2 separate regions of the Homo sapiens genome follow, and region 1 is linked to region 2. The links are chromatin loops, found by intact Hi-C in ENCODE. Cell type or tissue: B cell. All regions are shown on one strand. Links, peaks and the distances in the headings refer to the core of each region. The heading gives the core; the rest is flanking DNA.

Region 1 (9,931 bases), core at 1,164-9,163, 69 kb after region 2:
GACCTCAGGTGATCTGCCCGCTTCGGCCTCCCAAAGTGCTGGGGTTACAGATATGAGCCACCTCGCCCGGCCCCAGCACTTTCTTTCACAGACTAGCATTTACCTCTGCCTCTCATATTCCCCAGTTTTAATCTCTAGCTGGTTCCCTCATAATTAAATAAAGATATGATAAGTACTTACTACATGGGAGTTATATTTTTAACACTGTGAACACTGGGCTCTTGACAGGCATACAGTAATACAATGTATGGTATACCTGCCTGGTGAAACAGGTGTTTATTGTATATGTTACTATGTGTCATATTTCACACATAAAAAAAGTTTTAAGGACACAAAATTGTATACAGAAAATCAATATGTAAGTAAATAAAAGAAGAGGCTCCAGTAAAGTGACTAAAGTTTTCCATACTTGAACACTGCTAGAGCTCATGACAAAAGGCCAGGATTCCTAACATGTAACCTTTATCCCATAGCATGGACCCATCAAAAGGCAACTCTTCAAATGCCTTTAATGATGACACAACTACTCACCATAGATGTGTAATATACTGGCCCCTTTCCTCACTTCCACACATTCTCAGTACTAGACAATGGCCAAACTTTTCTGCCAAACTTCACTTTATGACCCTTCTCCGGCAACAGTGTAGAAAGCAGACAAGTGTGCCTTTAAAGTATTGATAACATTGACAACATAACTGGGTGTGATGGCGTGTGCCTGTAATCCCAGCAACCTGGGAGTCTTAGGCCAGGGTTCACTTAAACCCAGGAGTTCAAGGCTGCAGTGAGCTGTGATCACGTGACTACACTCCAGCCTGGGCAGCATAGCAAGACCCTCTCTCTACAAAAAAAATAACAATTAGCTGGGCATGGTGCTATATGCCTGTAGTACCAGCTACTCAGGAGGTTGACGGGAGAGGACCACTTGTGCCCAAGAGTTCGAGGCTGCAGTGACCTATGATCGTGCCACTGTACTCCAGCCTGGGCAATCTTGTCTCAAAAATAATAATGATGATAATAAGAGTGATATCATTTATCCCATGCCAAGCACTTGGCATGTTCCTTGCAACCACCTGTCAAAGTAGGGCCTACTGTCCCATTTTTACAAATGAGGAAACTGAGGCTCAAAGAGCCCTGCCTGGCCCCAGAATGACAGAAGCTAGGATCTGGGCCCTTACCATCTCTTCCTACCTCACTGTCTCACCACTTAGCAAGACTGAAGACAGACTGCACTTATCCAAAGCAGACACCCCAGAGGAGATCAGACACTTGTTTTTAAAATGCTCTGGCTGGTAAAAAGCCCTAGTCTGCAGCATATCCCTCCAAGGAAGCATATCCTCATTCTTTTGTAAGATGGCCTGACCTTTAGAAATAACTGGAGTCAGCTGGGCACAGTGGCTCACACCTGTAATCCCAGCACCTTGGGAGGCCAAGGCAGGTGGATCACCTGAGGTCAGGAGTTCGAGACCAGCCGAGCCAATATGGCAAAACCCTGTGTCTACTAAAAATACAAAAATTAGCCAGGCGTGGTGGCATGTGCCTATAGTCCTAGCTACTCAGAAGGCTGAGGCAGAAGAATCGCTTCAACCCGGGAGGCAGAGGTTGCAGTGAGCCAAGATCACGCCACTGCACTCCAGCCTGGGCGACAGAGCGAGACTCTATCTCAAAAATAAAATAAAACTAAAATTAAAAATAAATAAATAAAGTAACTGGAGTCATTTGGTGCTAATCTGGGAAGCAAAGCAACAAGCTACATACAGGAACAGGAATGCTATTTTGGATACAAAACAAAAGGTGTGGCTCTAAACACCCTATTTTCCAAAACACTTCAGGAGGTTGGGACAACTTAGCAATGGTTTTATGTGTGGTTTAAAGCTCCCAGGCGCAGTGGCTCATGCCTGTAGTAGTCCCAGAACTTTGGGAGGCCGAGGTGGGCGGATCACTTAAGTCCAGGAGTTTAAGACAACATAGTGAGACCCTGTCTCTGATTAAAAAAAAAAAAAAAAAAAAAAAGCTCCCCTGGGAGGCCAGGTGAGGTGGCTCACCCCTATAATCCCAGCACTTTAGGAGGCTGAGGCGGGAGGATAACTTGAATCCAGGAGTTTGAGACCAGCCTGGGCAACATAGCAAGATAGTGTCTCTGCAAAAAAAAGAAAAATTAGCTGGGCATGGTGGTGCACACCTGTGGTCCCAGCTACTCGGAGTCTGAGGTGGGAGAATGGCTTGATCCCAGAAGATTCAGGCTGCACTGAGCCGTGAACACACCACCGCACTCCAGCCCGGATGACGGAGCGAAACCCTGTCTCAAAAATAAAAATAGGCTGGGCTCGGTGTCTCACGCCTGTAATCCCAGCACTTTGGGAGGCCGAGGCGGGTGGATCACAAGGTCAGGAGATCAAGATCATCCTGGCTAACACGGCGAAACCCCATCTCTACTAAAAATACAAAAACTATTAGCCGGGCGTGGTGGCGGGCGCCTGTAGTCCCAGCTACTCACGAGGCTGAGGCAGCAGAATGGCGTGAACCCGGGAGGCGGAGGTTGCAGTGAGCCGAGATTGCGCCACTGCACTCCAGCCTGGGTGATAAACCAAGGCTCCGTCTCAAAAAAATAAAAATAAAAATAAAGCTCCCCTGGGGTTCTGAGGTACAGCCTGATCTGGCACCCTCTGACTTAGGGGTTGGTGAAGCTTTTTCAGACTTTTAGGTGGTGGCTCTCAAACTTCAGAGAGCACCACAGAAACCCAGGGAATGTGTCTAACATGCTGATTCCTGGGCCCCACTCCCAGAGACGCTGATTCTGGCAGCCAGGGGAGAAGGCCTGTGAGTCTGCATTTTCAGTCAACCCTACAGGTGACTGTGCTACAGCTGTCTGGAGGCCCATATCCGACAGACTGTAATTGCTTTCATTAAAACCAAGAGTCTCCAGGCTTTGCATTCACACCCTACAGGTCTCTGCTAAAGCTGCAAAAGCAGCTAGCAGGTCGGGGTCGATCCCTTCCCCCAGCTCCTGCAGAGGACCATTAGCTCACTGCAGCACCGCGAGAAGGGTAAAAGATGGTTATCTCCTGAGATGCGGATGGCTTGGCCAGGGTGGTGAGTTTTGTCACTAGGATATTAACACCTCTAACTGGGGGAGGGAAGAAGAGGAGGTGGCTTAGGCTGAGTGTGGAGTGTTCTGGAAGCCTTCCAGAAAGGGAAGCAGGGATGACTGGGCTTGTCTCCCCTCCTCCAAAACCCACAGGGTGAAGCAATGAGTGAACAGCCAGGGAGCTGGGGTTGCACATTGGGAGCAAGTGTCACTGATAAAAGACTAGAGCCTCTACATGAAAAGCCGCAGAGGCTGAAGAGCCGACATTCCAGTTCTGTGAACCATTCCGGGTTTTCCCCATAATCTAAGACCATCTTCCCCCTCCCCCACTTTCCAAGCCGAGAGCTCTGAAACACAGACCTAAGGGTCTTACCCTTTGCAGGGTCTGAGCCAAAGGGAAGCTCCAGGGCGTGAGGCCAGGCCCTAGCATATAAAGAGTCAACTGTGACAGGCCTCTGGAAGTTGGAGGGGAAGGAGGATTAGAGTGCCCGCCCTAGGCATCCCCTGCTAGCCAAAGGGAAGCATGCCATTTCCTCAGGCCACCAACTTCAAACTGCAGGTCAACAGTCCAGTTGCAAAACCCATTCACAGTAAGTCTGCAACCAGCATCTTTTTGGTTTTTTTTTGAGATGGAGTCTTGCTCTGTCGCCAGGCTGGAGTGCAGTGGCCCGATCTCGACTCACTGCAACCTCTGCCTCCCGAGTTCAAGCGGTTCTTCTGTCTCAGCCTCCCAAGTAGCTGGGATTACAGGCACACGCCACCACGCCCAGCTAATTTTTGTATTTTTAGTAGAGATGGGGTTTCACCATGTTGGCCAGGATGGTCTCGATCTCTTGACCTCATGATCCGCCCACCTCAGCCTCTCAAAGTGCTGGGATTACAGGCATGAGCCACCGCGCCTGGTCCTTTTTTTTTTTGGAAACAGGGTCTCACTCGGTTTCCCAGGCTGGAATGCAGTGGTGCAATTACGGCTCACTATAACCTCAAACCTCTGGGCTCAGGTGATCCTCCCACTTCAGCCTCCTGAATAGCTAGGACCACAGGCGTGTGCTATCATGCCTGGCTAGTTTTTGTATTTTTTTTTTTTTTTTTTTTTTTTTGTAGAAACAGTTTTGCTATGTTGCCCAGGCTAGTCTCAAACTCCTGGGCTCAAGCAATCCTCCCACCTCAGTCTCCCAAAGTGTTGGGAATACAGTCCTCAAAGGGGCTGTATTATGTGAGGGTGTATAGGGGCCTGCAACCAGCATCTTTAGAAAAGATCTGAATGTGGCCGGGTGCGGTGGCTCACACCTGTAATCTTAGCACTTTGGGAGGCCAAGGCGGGCACATCACCTGAGGTCAGGTGTTCAAGACCAGCCTGGCCAACATGGTGAAACCCTGTCTCTACCAAAAATACAAAAATTGGCCGGGGGTGGTGGTGTGCACCTGTAATCCCAGCTACTCCACTTGGGAGGCTAAGGCAGGAGAATCACTTGAACCCTGGAGGCGGAGCACCACTGCACTCCAGCCTGAGCAACAGAGTGAGACTCTGTCTCAAAAAAAAAAAAAAAGATCTGAACGCCCTCTAAGTAGGAAGTACTCATTCATGAAAGCTTCCATTCTGTTTTCCCTCTACATAAATGTATGCCTGTCAGATGGGTCAAGACGTACAATGTATATTTTACTGTAGGCTGAAGTCAGAGTTTGAAAGCCACCATTTTGGGCATGGCTGGTTCTGCTGTCTGTGGGCTGCCTGTGCTTCTGAAATCCACCTGACCCACCACTGCAGCCCACTCTATGCACGGCCCAGCCAAGCTCTTAAAGGAGCGCCCTGCTGAGGTGGCCAGGTGGAGGGTAGGAAGGGATGTGGAGCCCAGGGAGTGGGTGCTGAGACCACCGGAAAGCCAGGCTCCCCCGGCAATCTCTATCCCCAGTTCCTCAGCCCAGAGCAACAATGGGCAGCTCACTGATCCCTTCCTGTTCCAGACACGAAGACAGCTGCCTGCCTAAACCCTCCCTGGCAGGACCTCCTAGGCCAGGCTGGCTGGGCAGCCCCTGCAGTTCTGTGTGCGCATCCCCCATGGTTGCTGCTCACCGCAGTGCCCTGCCCCCGCATGCCTAAAGCCACACAGGCTGCTTGCCTGTGGCTCTGCCAAGCAGGAAACTGAGGCCTGTTCTCTGGCCACAGGTGCCATGGAGGGCACACGATGCTGGGGACAGTTGATCCCCTGCCCACTCTCCATGCCCACCCCTGCCACAGCCAGATGCCACTGACCATCAGGGAGGCGGGGGGTGTGAGCCAGGGGGTGCAGGGCTGGCGGGTGAAGCTGGCTGGGGTTTTTACACAGGAAGGAAGAGCAGGCTGATGTGGGGGAGGAGGCCAAGGAAGGGCGGAAATGACTGCAATGTCAGCACCCAGGCGCAGACCAGGGGAGGCCAGGTGCTCCCCGCCCCCCAGTTTTGACCTTTGTGCTAAGATGAGACATGCAGTCTTCACCGATACCCACGATATCCAGAAAAAAGAACAACAGTCAGAGAGAGTGGGGGCTGATTTAGCACACAGGCCCCCACAGAATACAGTCCCTTCAAGAAGAAAATGCTATGCGTGCTGGTGGTCTGGGGGTACACAGAGAAGAGGCATCTGGGAACCCCAAGCTCTTCCCCAGGCCCACCCTGGAGGGCAGGGGTAGTGGAGGCACTGGCCTCATTCACATCTGCCAGGCTTGCGTCTGCCAGGCTGGCAGGAAGGGGACCAAACAGAGGGCAGCAGGGATGCCGCAGGGCAGGGCAAGAGCTCACGTTACTGATCTGGTCCTGGGTCTTCTTGATTCTCTGGAGCTCGGGCGTGTCTGCCACTACGCTGAAACCTTTGCCCTTGTTCTTCTCAAACTCCTCCTTGTAGCGCACCTGCAGGAGGGGAGGAAGAGGGATTGGAGTCAGGCCAGGAGCCGAAAGGGCCTCGGCTTGGGGCCCCTCTGAGGCAGCAACCAGTCAGGAGACAGGGACAGGGAGTCAGCAGAAAGACCCTGATCAGAAGTCCCCAACTCAAAGCAGAGGCCTCAGCCAAAAGGTGTTAGACTCGTAATAATAAGCCACTACCAAGTCTTTGGTGCACAGTGAATGGCAGGCACAGAGTCCAGGGCCTTACATGAACCATCTCATTTAGATCCCACCATACATATAGCCACGCAATTAACAGCTCCAATTTACGGATCAGGAAACGGAGCCACAGAAAGGCAAAGTCCCCTGCCCAAGGTCACAGAGCTTAGCAGTCAATGTCCGGCACTACCAGAGTGCAAACCCTCATCTGCCTGACTCTTGACCCTTCACTCCCTGCCCATCCTGTCTGGAAGCTTATAGGAAAAAGGTTCTTTCCAGGGCTCCCAGGGTGGCCCCAGCCCTCATGTTAGCCAGGATGTGGCCCTGCCCACTACGCCTGGGGGAGCTTTTCAGCAACCAGCTGAGTGAGGGCTGTGCCAAAGGACAGAGTTGGTGCCCAGAAAGGAGGGTGGTGAGACAGCCCCAGGGAAGGCTCCATCAGTGCGCCTTTGACAGGCCCCGCGGATTCTGGGAGCCTGCCGGGATGGCTTCAGAGGCCACCGCCATAGGAGGGGAGGAAAGCAGCGGGGGTCAGACAGCATCTCAGCAGGTCTCCAAGCTCCAGGGAAGAACCCTTCCACCCCACCACAGTACTAGAGGGACTCAAGTCAGACATCAGAAAGGACTTCCCTGGCACGAAAGGAATTGAAATATGAGGAACAGCTTGTCCTCCCCTGAGGGTTTTGAAGAACAGAATGAGGCTGAGAAAACTCATGGAACAGGAAACTATTCCTTGGCTTCCAGAGACTTCACTGTCCACCTCATCAGCCATCTGTTCCAGACCCCACCAGCTGCTTGGATTTCCTCCACGGGGGCTGCACTGTCCTGGACACAGGTCAGCCCAGGACACAAACCCAGGCAGTTCCCTGGCAGGGAATCATCTGGCAGCAGCACCGAGCTGTGCTTGGACTGGAGCGACTGCGCATGCGCATGCAGCCACGGCCACACCTGTCAGGTCCTCTGCACATGCCTGTGGGGGTCAGAGTCCTTGTTTGTCTCCTGAAGCCCCCAGTCACTCATCCATGTGGTTCCCTCTCCTTCTCTGTTCTGATCCAGACAAGAAGGGCTTGGATGTGCTGTTCCCCATTAGTTCAGAAGTGAATGCAGTGGATAGAGGCACCAACCCACCCCAAGAGTCCAGAACCTGCCTAGCACCAGCTCTTCCTCAGTCCTGGAAGCCCTGGGCCAGCACGGTGACTCTTAGTGGGAGGCCCTTTGGGAAGCGGGCATCGGGGAAGGTAGGGCACTCAGAGGCAGAGAAATGTAGCTCCAGATACAGAAGCCCTGCATCTCAAGCCCCTGGCCTCGGTTTCTTCATCTGTAAAAGAGTTGTGACAGAAATCAGGTATAATATGGGGAGGGGGCTTCTTATCACCAAGTCTGGGCACAAAGCCAGGCGGAGCTAGCACTAACGCAGGCTCAGTCTCCCACTTCTGAGTGATCTTGGGCCAACGACTTCACATCTCAAGACTCAGTTCCCACATCTGTAAAATGGGGACCATAACGCCAGTCACTCCAACCCACGATACAGACAGTGGCTCTAAAGCAGCAGCGCACTGTGGAGGGCCAGTGTGAAAGTGCTCTGTCAGCAATGAAGTGCTGAACGAGTGCCAGTCCCCCACTCCGTCCCCTGCTTCCTGGCTTTGCAAGGGTCAGGCCCCTAATCCAGGGGAATAATCGCCATGGCGACGCTGCAATGACATCAGCAGGTTCCCAGGATCGGGAACTGCTTCTGCCTCCCCCTCCCTGTTGGGGAAGGATCATTCATTTCACTGCTAACATAGGAGGCCCACAGAGGGTAGGGGTGAGGGGTAGGGGCTGAGAAGGGAGGGAGCCTGGGATCAGCACCACCTTGCTGTGTGTTTCTAAGCAAGTCAGTTCCCCTCTCTGGGTCCCCTGAAGGGAGCTGGCTAGCTGATCTCTAAAATCCCTCCCATTTGGAGTCTGTGACCATTTTAAAGCACCTTCAGACCCTGACTATGGATAATCAAGACAGGGAGGCTCTTTGAAAGGTCTTTGGGTATGGAAGGGGTGGCAGAAGTGAAGGGTGGGGGGCCAGGGGTGTAGGGAGGGCCCAGCCCAGAGCCCCTCTTCAGGGCTCCCTTCTTGCCCTGGCAGGAGTGCTTGCCCCTGTTGTCTAGGATGGCTCACCAGGGTGCTGTGGGGGTCCCTGTGGAGGAAGGGACCTGCCCAAGGTCACAACCCAGTTGTCGCTCAGGCCAGGATGCAACTCAGCGCTTCGGTCAGAGGACCCCACTTCTGGGAGATGCCTGGGCTCCCAGAGGACCCCACTCCTGGGAGATACCTGGGCTCCCATTTTGGAAACTCTGCTGTCAGGCCCAGGACTGACTGACATCTGAGGCTCCTGACACCCAAACAACCACCATCCGTGAAACTCTAATTTTTCTGTCAGTTCTTAGTTGTTCTCCCTGGATCTATCTTGCTTCTCATCCCAGCAGACAGGAGGTGCAGATCAACATTTGTTGGATCATGAATGAATTGAATGCAGACACGTAATCTCCAAACAAAGCAGCATAATTGGGAAAACAACTGCCTTGATGACCCAATATAAGAAGAAGGATCATTACTTAAAAACAAAAATTATGCCAGGCACGGTGGCTCACGCCTGTAATCCCACCACTTTGGGAGGCAGAGGTGGGTGGATCACCTGAGGTCAGGAGTTCATGACCAGCCTAACATGCTGAAACCCCATCTCTACTAAAAAAAATACAAAAAAAGTTAGCCGGGCGTGGTGGGCGTAATCCCAGCTACTTGGGAGGCTGAGGCAGGAGAATTCCTTGAACCTGGGAGCCGGAGGTTGCAGTGAGCTGAGATGGTGACACTGTACTCCAGGCTGGGCGACAGAGTAAAACTCCGTCTAAAAAAAAAACACAAAAATTAGGCTGGACTTAAAAAACAAAATGGCTCATGTCTGTAATCCCAGCAGTCTAGGAGGCCAAGACAGGTGGATCACTCGAGCCCAGGAGTTCGAGACCAGCCTGGGAACATAGTACCCCATCTCTATTTAAAAAAAAAAAAAATTAATAAAAATCTCTAAAAAAATACAAAATTTATTGAGCGAAATACAATTTCCACTATTATGTGCCTACCATGTGTTGGGCCAACATACTTTGTAACCCATCCCCTTCTAACAAAAAAGAAACACTAGTTTTTAAAATTTAGGCAGGGCGCGGTGGCTGACACCTGTAATCCCAGCACTTTGGGAGGCTGAGGTGGGCAGATCACTTGAGGTCAGGAGTTTGAAACAAGCCTGGGCAACATGACGAAACCCTGTCTCTACTAAAAATACAAAAATTAGCCGGGCATGGTGATGCACGCCTGTAGTCCCAGCTATTCAGGAGGTGGAGGCGAGAAAATCGCTTGAGTCTGGGAAGTCAAGGCTGCAATGAGCCAAGATCACGCCACTGCATTCCAGCCTGGGAGACAGAGAGAGACCCTGTCTCAAAAAAATACAAATTTAAAAAAAAAATTAGACACACACAGATGGAGAGGAGAGCTGATGGAAAGGGCCGGGGCTGGAAGTCATGGTCAAAAGGTTGCTGTGTGTATTTCCCAGCTTCTTCATGTCCAAGTTCCATTTCCTCTCCTTTCCGGGAGAACAGTAGTAGCAAACACTGAATGCTGACTCCACGTCAGGAATCTTTAAATGCTTAACATATCCTCCTATCTCACACCACCCTCTGGAGAGAGGTAATCCACATTATTCAGACGAAGGCACTGTGCACAGAGGTTAAGCAACTTGCCCAA
Region 2 (9,931 bases), core at 1,407-9,406:
AGACCAGCCTGACAAACATGGAGAAACCCCATCTCTACTAAAAATACAAAATTAGCCAGGCGTGGTGGCGCGTGCCTATAATCCCAGCTACTCTGGAGGCTAAGGCAGGAGAATCTCTTGAACCTGAGAGGCGGAGGTTGAGGTGAGCCGAGATCAGGCCATTGCACTCCAGCCTGGGCAACAAAAGTGGAATTCTGTCTCTAAAAAAAGAAAAGAAAAGAAAAGAAAATTATATTAAAGACTTTCATGACATAAAATAATAGTTGTATGCTTGTTTTATTAAGTAAAAATAATTGCAACAGATCTTGCCCATGCATGGCATTCACATTTGAAAGTCAATTTATATTTGAATCCTTGCAAAATTCTGAGGATCAACTAAAACACCAGTACCACCTAGATTTGGGTGCGTGTATGTATGTGTGTGTGTGAATGTTCCCAAGCCAACTAATTCATCAAAGTGGAGATTCCACTGTTACTGCCTTCAAAGACCTCACAACCTAACAGGAAAACTAAGTCTTGTGCATAATTAACCACAATTCAAGGTGAAATAAAGTGCCCAGAGAGAAGTACCAGCAAAGAATGAATGAAGAGTTCAAAAGAGGAAAAACGTTGTCTCATTACAGGGATATTAAAAGATTTCGGATTCCTCAAGGAGGTAGCCTGTGAAATGGCCTAAGTTACTATGTCTCAAACTTTACTGTGGATCTTATTCAAATGCAGATTCCCATTCACTAGCTTTGAGATGGTGTCTGAGAGTCTTCATTTCTAACAAGCTCTCAGTTAGGTTGTTGGTCCAGGAACCTCTCTTTCAGAGGCAAATGACGAAGGATATTTTAGGATGGGAAAAGGTGAAAGCGGGAAGAAGTGGTAACTCACGCCTGTAATGCCAGCACTTCAGGAGGACAAGACAGGCAGATCTCTTGAGTCCAGGAGTTCGAGACCACCCTGGGCAACATAGAGAGACTTCGTCTCTAAAAAAATAGAAAAATTACCTGGATGTGGTGGTACACACCTGTAGTCTCAGCTACTTGGGAGGCTGAAGCAGTAGGATTGCTTGAGCTCAGGGGGGTTGCAGTGAGCCATGATTGTGCCACTGTGCTCCAGCCTGGCACAGAAGGAGATCCTGTCTATAAAAAAAAAAAGGTAGAGTTGGAAGAGACAGCTTTCTGAGCAGAGAAATTAGCATGAACAAAGCCACCAGGGATGATAATGGGGGCTTCAGATTAAGGGGATAGGCTGGAGACCTAAAAATGCAGCCACATTGAGGCAGGCATTGAAGAACAAGCTTATATTTAATCAGAGGCATTGAAAGCTCTGGGGCAAGGGAATGATATGATCAGTAAGTAAAGCCCTTACATAAATCCCTGTTAATAAAACAAGCTTAATAAATCAACAAATATGTGAAGTTAGCTAATTCTGAGCCCATCAGCAAATATTTCTTCAATCTTCATCTGCTGTTTATGAATACAGAATTACAGGGCTGGGCACAGTGGCTCAGGGGCCAGGTGTGGTGGCTCATGCCTGTAATCCCAGCACTTTGGGAGGCTGAGGCGGGCAGATCACCTGAGGTCGGGAGTTCAAGACCAGCCTGGTCAATATGGTGAAACCCCGTCTCTGCTAAAAATACAAAAATCAGCTGGGCATGGTGGCAGGCACCTGTTGTCCCAGCTACTTGGGAGGCTGGGGCAGGAGAATCGCTTGAACCCAGGAGACGGAGGTTGCAGTGAGCCGAGATCGTGCCACTGCACTCCAGCCTGGGTGACAGAGCGAGACTCTGTCTCAAAAGAAAAAAGAAGACTTAGAAGGGGCCTGAGCAAGCAGGGAACCCTGATATTTCCATAGCCTCACGGTAGATCCATCTCTGTACCTGGCATTCTTTTCTATGTGAAGAATACAAAAGAGATATAAGGCATCTCAAGGGGTTTACAGCATCACTTAGGCAAGAAGGCACACTTATTGATGCAGGGTGTGAATCTTAAAGTGGAACCCAGAGGGAGATTTAGAAAGCAGGGAAGTCATTTTTAATGGGAGTTTTAGCACAAAGAGGTAGGGATAAATCTGTTAAGGAGGAGGTACCGCCTCCACCCCTGCTGGAGTAGCGGATTTGGGAAGGAGGGGTTACATTTTATTCAAGTTGGGTGCTCTGAGCATGAGCCATTGAAAGGCCAAAATTGTATTTATCCTGAGCTACCACTAGGCCAGGCAGAAAATAGGCGTGGCTTGAACGTAACAAATGGATGAATGAATAGGTGAACAACAGATCATAGAGGACGCTGATGAAACAGCAGAGAGATTTGAGTTTCAGGTGGTTGGCAAGGCAAAGTTACTATGGGTTATTGAAATAGGAAATGACAAGGTGGACCTGCAGTGCTTGTACCTAAATTGGATTGCCAAATCCAGCAGACACCTGCAATGCTCATGTAACAGACACCTTGCTCAACTGGGTGGCACTTGTCACAGAGGGCTACTCCTCATTCTTGAAGCACCGATGCTTCAGGATTCTGTGACCCCAGACTCTCCTGGTTTTCTCCAGTTTACTTTGCTAGATACTCCTTTTCAATCTCCTTTGAGATCTTGCCCTCCTTTTCCCAATGTCTGAGTGTCAATATTCCTCTAATGCTTACAATTATATTCCTCTAATCCTTAAATGTATATCTCCAGCCCAGACATTTTCCTCCAAAAGCACTCTGATTTTTAAATTCAACTGCCTCCTTAACATGACATCTTCACTTGGATGCCTCAGAGAAATCTCAAATTTACCACTTGGAAAATTAATTATCCACTAGAATTCTCTTAATTCTCCACTAGTTGGCCAGGCGAGGTAGCTCACGCCTGTAATCTCAGCACTTCACTGAGGTGAGAGGATTGCTAGAGGCCAGGAGTTTGAGGTTATAGTAACCTGTGATTGCACCATTGTACTCCACCCTGGGCAACAGAGTGAGACCTTGTTCCGAAAAGAAAAACATAAGGCTGGGCACAGTGGCTCATGCCTGTCATCCTAGCACTTTGGGAGGCAGAGGTGGGCAGATCACCTGAGGTTGGGAGTTCGAGACCAGCCTGACCAACATGGAGAAACCCCGTCTCTACTAAAAATACAAAATTAGCCAGGCATGGTGGCACATGCCTGTAATCCCACCTACTGGAGAGGCTGAGGCAGGAGAATCGCTTGAACCTGGGAGGCAGAAGTTGCAGTGAGCCGAGATCGCACCATTGCACTCCAGCCTGGGCAACAAGAGTGAAACTCCGTCAAAAAAAAAAAAAAAAAAAGAAGAAAGAAAGAAAAGAAAAGACAAAACTCCACTAGAAAAACTCCTCACTTGCATATCTCAGTAAATGGGATTAACTTCTACCCATTTATTGAAGTCAGAAACCTGGGAATTATTCCTGTCTCCTTCCTTTCCCTTCCTTCCACCCATATCCAATCCATTAGGTAAATTCAGTTACTTCTACCACCAAAATATATCTCAAACCCATCCCTCAGAGCCACCATTCTAGTCCTGCAACATCCTAACAGATCTTACCCTCCACTCTTAGCCTCATTTATTCTCCACATAAAAGCCAGAGCAATCTTTTAATGATGTAAATCAGATCATAGCACTCTCTGCTTAAAACTCTTCAAGGACTTCCCATGACACTTCCCATGACACTTTGAGTAAAAGCTAAATTCTCACCACTAAGGATCCTTGTTTCCATTATGTGCGTCTGGCCCACTGCCAACGGGATGATACTTGGTCAAGGACCTCTAATCAATGTTGGAGACAGGGGGAAAAAAAAGAATTGTCTGCAGCTGGGCACGGTAGCGCAAGCCTGTAATCCCAGCACTTTGGCAGGCTGAGGTGGGTGGATCACCTGAGGTCAGGAGTTCAAGACCAGCCTGGCCAACATGGTGAAACCCCATCTCTACTAAAAAATACAAAAAAATTAGCTGGGCATGGTGGTGGGTGCCTGTAATCCCAGCTACCTGGGAGGCTGAGGCAGGAGAATCACTTGAATCTGGGAGGTGGAGGTTGCAGTGAGCCAAGATCACACCACTGCACTCCAGCCCGGGAAACAGAGGCAGACTTCATCTCAAAAAAAAAAAAAAAAAAAAAAGAATTGGCTGCAAAAGGATACAAAGCCAGGGCTGGGCCCGGTGGCTCACACCTTTAATCCCAACACTTTGGGAGGCAGGCAGATCGCTTGAGCCTCGGAGTTTAAGACCAGCCTGGGCAACATAGCGAAACCCCATCTCTGCTAAAAATACAATGGTGGTGCCCACCTGTGGTCCCAGCTACTGGGTGGCTGAAGCAAGATAATCAATTCAACCCAGGAGGCAGAGGCTGCAGTGAGCCGAGATCGTGCCACTGAACTCCAGCCTGGGCGACTGAGCAAGACTCTGTCTCAAAAAAAAAAAAAAAAAAAAAAAAGGCCAGGAGTGGTGGCTCACACCTGTAATCCCAGCACTTTGCAGTGCTGAGGTACGCAGGTCACCTGAGGTCAGGAAAAAAAAAGATACAAAGCCAAATGGATGAATATATGTGACTATATAAAATAACAGCATGCCAACTAATCCTAAATTTCCACTCAGTCTTTATGTAGTTCCTTATATATTTTGTGTTGGGTATAATGTAGAATTGATCTACAAAAGTAGAATCTTTCCCCCATTCCCTCTTCCCTCAGCCCTTCTCCTGACTGGCTCCTTCTCCTCCATCAGTTCTCAAATCGTCATATCAAAGGGACCTTGAGTATCAGTCTATCTAAAGTAGCTCTCCGCCAACACACACACACCCCATCATTCTGTCTTATTTCCTCTGTCACGCTGCTCTCACCGGAACTGCTCTCAACATCTGTAGATGCTCTGTCTGTTCATTCTATCTTCCCCATTAGGCTAATAAACTCCATTAAAGCAGGAAACGTATCTGTCTTGTTCTCTATTCCATCCTTAGGGCCTACTCCTGTGCCCGGCCCAGAGCAGGCTTCAATAAATAGTTACAGAATGAATGAAGAAATGAATGAATGAGAATTTAATCTTCTAGCCAGGAAGGCCTAGCTAGAAAGATTTGTCTTGATTTCATCTTGAGAGGATGGAGACACACATCTTCCTTTGATTCCAGACAGATTTATTATTTATGTGTTTATTTAGAGACCGGGAGCGGGGTTATGGCTGGGGGTGGGGGTCTCCCTATGTTGCCCAGGCTGGTCTCAAACTCCTGGACTCAAGGGAGCCTCCCGCCTCGGCCTCCCAAAGTGTTGGGATTACAGGCGTGAGCCACCGCACCGGCAAGACAAATTTAAAAAGGAATGTCTGGAGGTTTTTTTCCACCAAAAGGTTTGATGAAACCCCTTGTAACTTGCCCTACTGGAGTCAGTGGGGGTGGGAGGAACTCAAAAATTGTCTCAAAACTAGGTGAAGGGAAAGGCAGTGGAGCAGAGACGTGGCTCGCCACGTTCAGGATCTTGGGCTACACCCTCCCCTTCCCCACACCGTAACGGCTCCAGCCCCTTCTTGTCTTCAGCTTGGAGCGAAGGGTGGCTGAGGCCTGAGTTTGGGCTCCAGGAACCTCGCCCTTGTTAGTTATTCATGAGACGGAGGGCACCATGGGAGCTGGCTCTCTTGCTATTCATAAAGCGGGGAGGCGGGAGGCGGGGGGGAACCTCCTTCCCGCTAGGGCTTCTGGGAAGATCTACAATATTCATGAGGGAGGCGGGCACTACGAGAGCTGAGGCTGCTTGCTATTCATGAGGGGGCGGGCCTCCTTCCCGCGGGGGCTCTTGGGAAGATTCTACAATATTCTAGAGGCCGCGGGGACGCCTGGTGGGTAGGGCTGCAGCTCCGGAGCCTACGGGAGTGTGACCCTCTCGCCTCCTGGCGGGAAGCTCTTGAGGAGATATTTTCTTTTCTAAACACTAAGAAATTTGAGGATGGTGGGGCAAAACGACTAACTCCCACTTTCCTGTGACTCTGTAGCCGGAAAAACTGTCAAAATCTGTGGTAAAAGAGGGTTTTTTTTCCCAGTATTTTATTGCGATAATTTCATCTTTCATGGACTGAAGGGAGCGAAACATGTACCCCGTGTGGTCTGATTCTCCTGTTGACCAGTTTGTCCTTTAGGCTTCCCTAGTTTGCGGCTTTGGAGATGTTTGGGGGCAGCTGCCCGACAGATGGGGTGGGGCCCTTACAAGAGTTTTATGTTAAAACAGACATCCCTGTGAATGTAGTTTTTATCTTAAAGGTGTGGGGGGCGGGGAGGTTCATCCAATTGAACCCTCAAAACCTTTCACGCGCGGTCAAAATTAGTGGGATAGAACAGGGGGCATGAAACATCATTTTATTATTATTATTTGGGGCTGTGATTCTTATTCGCTAGAGGGGTGAGCGGAAACCAGAAATAATTTAGGATTATACCTTTAGAATTTTCACAAAAGCTTGCTTTTTCCCTACGAAACGTCCAGCTCTGAGTGAGGAAAATAAGGAACTATAAGTGGAGACTTGAGTTTTAGAAGAATTTGGGCTTATCATTTTTAAATTTTTGTTTATATTTATTTTAAACATGTATGTAGTTCACAGTTGACACAGTGAAGTCCCCGCCTGGTGACTGACAGTCTTTGAAGAGCCCACGGGCCCAAGCCCCACTGTCCACATTTCTCAGAGAAACAGGAAGAAGCCAAGGCCGGATTTATGCTATTGTAATAAAAATGCTTTAAAACACCTACTGTGTTGGCCGGGTGCGGTGGCTCACGCCTGTAAATCCCAGCACTTTGGGAGGCCGGGGCAGGCGGATCACGAGGTCAGGAAATCGAGACCAGGCTGGCTAACACGGTGAAACCCCGTCTCTACTAAAAATACAGAAATTAGCTGGGCGTGGGGGCGGGCACCTGTAATCCCAGCTACTAGGGAGGCTGAGGCAGGAGAATCGCTTGAACCCGGGAGGCGGAGCTTGCAGTGAGCCGAGATCGCGCCACTGCACTCCAGCCCAGGAGACTGTGCGAAACTCCATCGCAAACAAACAAACAAAACGCCTACTGTGAAAAGTTAAGGTTACAAACAGCCTTATGGATTAAACAAATTAAGATTATTTTACTTGGTGGAATGACACATAGCCATTAAAATATGATTACTTGTAGAAGGTTATTAGCATGGAAAGAGAATTCATTGAAAAAAGCAGATTACAAAGTATTATATATAGTGATCCCTCTTTTTTGTTAAAAAGAAATATATGTATGTAAAAGTCTGAAATTATATAAACCAAAGTGTTTATAAGTGAACTTAATTTTTTTCTTCTTGTTTAGCTGTATTGTGTAAAGTTGTTATTTGTGTAATTATTTTTTTTTTTTTTTGAGGCAGATTCTTGCTCTGTCACCCAGGCTGGAGTGCAGTGGTGTGATCTCGGCTCACTGCAACCTCCGCCTCCCGGGTTCAAGCGATTCTCCTGCCTCAGCCTCCAGAGTAGCTGGGACTACAGTCGCGTGCCACCATGCCCGGCTAATTTTTTTTTTTTTTTTTTTTTTTTAGTAGAGAAGGGGTTTCACCGTGTTAGCCAGGATGGTCTCGATCTCCTGACCTCGTGATCCACCGGCCTCAGCCTCCCAAAGTGCTGGGATTAAGGCGTGAGTCACCATGCCCGGCCTATTTGTGTAATTTTAATGATAATTTTAAAATACCTCCTAATTTAAGTGTTCACTGAATACTGACCCCAATCGCTGTGGTATGGTTTCAAAGGAGGTTCAGAGTGTACTTTTCACTAAACACTAAATTTCTTTGTTATGTTTTCAAATGTGTAACCAATTTTAAATTGATGTAAGTTGATATGTAACATTTCAAGATGTATAAGTAACAATGTTACTTTAGCAATTTGTAGAAAGGAGAAAATGCATTTTGGCCAGATACAATTATATATCTTTGATGAAAATGTCTTAGTTGTTACTTCAGAAACAAGGAGCCTTCGATTGGAGTTGTAATTATGCGTATATGTATATGTATACACAAAAGACATTGTTTTCTGAATTAGAACAATAGAGTGACACAAAGTCGCTGTGTGGTACACATGTTTAAATAATTATTTAGTGTAATGGGCGGGCGTGGTGGCTTTCGCCTGTAATCCCAGCACTTTGGGAGGCTGAGGCTGGTGGCTCACCTGAGGTCAGCAGTTCCAGACCAGCCTGACCAACATGGTGAAACCCCGTCTCTACTAAAAATACAGAAATTAGCTGAGTGTGGTAGCACACGCCTGTAATCCCAGCTACTAGTGGTGGCACACGCCTGTAATCCCAGCTACTTGGGAGGCTGAGGCAGGAGAATCACTTGAACCTGGGAGGGGGAGGTTGCAGTGAGCTGAGATCGCGTCATGCCACTGCACTCCAGCCCGGGCAGTAGAGCGATAATCTGTCTAAAAAAAAAATTATTTAGTGTAAGTAAATAATCAGTGATTTTAATAAGTTGCATTTAATGAGTTTAAGAAATATTTGTCTTTGAAATCAAGATGCGTAGGCCCTTTCTAAGATTCATCAGTGACTATTATTATTATTGTTATTTTTTGTTTGTTTGTTTGTTTGTTTTTCGAGACCAAGTCTCACTGTGTTGCCCCAGGCTGGAGTGCAATGACATGATCTCAGCTCACTGCAGCCTCCGCCTCCCGGGTTCAAGCGATTCTCATGCCTCAGCCTTCAGATTAGCTGGGCTCACAGCAACCTCCGCCTCCCAGGTTCCAGCAATTTTCCTGCTTCAGTCTCCCAAGTAGCTGGGATTACAGGTGCACACTGCCATCCCTGGCTAATTTTTGTATTTTTTGTAGAGACGGGGTTTCGCTATGTTGGCCAGGCTGGTCTCGAACTCCTGACCTCAGGTGATCCACCCGCCTTGGCTTCCCAAAGTGCTGGGATTACAGGAATGAGCCACTGGGCCCAGCCTAATTTTTGTATTTTTAGTAGAGACGGGGTTTCACCATGTTGGTCAGGCTGGTCTCAAACTCCTGACCCCAGGTGTTCCACCCACCTCCGCCTCCCAAAGTGCTGAGATTACATGGGTGAGTCACGTCACTCGGCCAGTAGCTATTATTAACAGAAGGTGGAATTGAGGGAAGAATTATTACTATTCATGTATTTATTCTAGTCTTATTAACACACAGTGGCTTGTGCCTATAATCCCAGCATTTTGGGAGGCTGAGGTGGGAGGATCACTTGAGCTCAGGAGTTCAAGACCAGGTTGGGCAACACAGGCAGACACTGCCTCCACAAAAACAATTTTTTTTTTTTTACTTTAGCTGGGCATGGTGGCTCTGTGCCTGTAGTCCCAGCTACTCAGGAGGCTGAGGCAGGAGGATTGTTTGAGCCCAAGAGTTCAAGACTGCAATGAGCTATCATCATGCCACTGCACTCCAGCCTGGGCAACAGAGCAAGACCTTGACAAAAAAAAAAAAAACAACAAAACAACAACAACAACAACAAAAACCAACAAAGAAAAGAAGAAAGACTTTAATTCACTGCTTATTTGAGTATTATACAGCACATAATTGGTAATAGTAATGCCACCTACTTTTTTGTGTTGGGATTACAGGCGTGAGCCACCATACCCAGCCTATATTCTTTTAAAAAGTCAAAATATTAATGTAGCTTTAAAATTTCATAGTAATGTTTTTCTATTTATTTAAAACTGAGTACTGACTTTTTTTGTTCGAAACAATAAAAAAAGAGATGAAAATAGAGACTTTAAAACTATTTAAATTTTAGCTGTAATAAAGTAAGTGGGGCCAGGTTCAGTGGTTCATGCCTGTAATCCCAGCACTTTGGGAGGCTGAGGAGGGCAGATCACCTGAGGTCAGGAGTTCGAGACCTTCCTGGCCAACATGGCAAAACCCCGTCTCTACTAAAAATACAAAATTAGCTGGGCATGGTGGCACATGACTGTAATCCCAGCTACTTAGGAGGCTGAGGCAGAAGAACCACTTGAACTCGG

What was found. Hi-C counts contacts between places; a loop is a spot of excess contacts. Peaks named below come from ENCODE experiments on the same cell type or tissue, not always from the same donor. Only the 100,000 strongest peaks of a DNase experiment are listed, where the experiment ranks them.
Region 1: a loop joins it to region 2, with 7 times the contacts of the local background. A loop is called at or near these places in 3 of 110 quality-filtered maps.

The regions. Positions count from the first base shown.
Region 1 is chr17:38,894,452-38,904,382 of GRCh38, reverse strand. It overlaps LASP1 (LIM and SH3 protein 1), which reads right to left. Exons shown (of 7, transcript NM_006148.4): 4 at 5,864-5,971. Among named protein-coding and RNA genes, the nearest start is that of MIR6779, 16 kb to the left of the region's middle. RefSeq lists enhancers at 2,394-3,019, 4,650-5,169, 5,190-5,509, 5,170-5,691, 5,920-6,029 and 3 more. In B cell, for the core only: no CTCF peak of the experiment used is centred there; a DNase peak (open chromatin) is centred at 5,452; H3K4me3 peaks cover 1,557 bases; H3K27ac peaks cover 5,933 bases.
Region 2 is chr17:38,963,269-38,973,199 of GRCh38, reverse strand. It overlaps FBXO47 (F-box protein 47), which reads left to right and starts at 5,797. Exons shown (of 11, transcript NM_001008777.3): 1 at 5,797-5,971. In B cell, for the core only: no CTCF peak of the experiment used is centred there; a DNase peak (open chromatin) is centred at 5,659; H3K4me3 peaks cover 936 bases.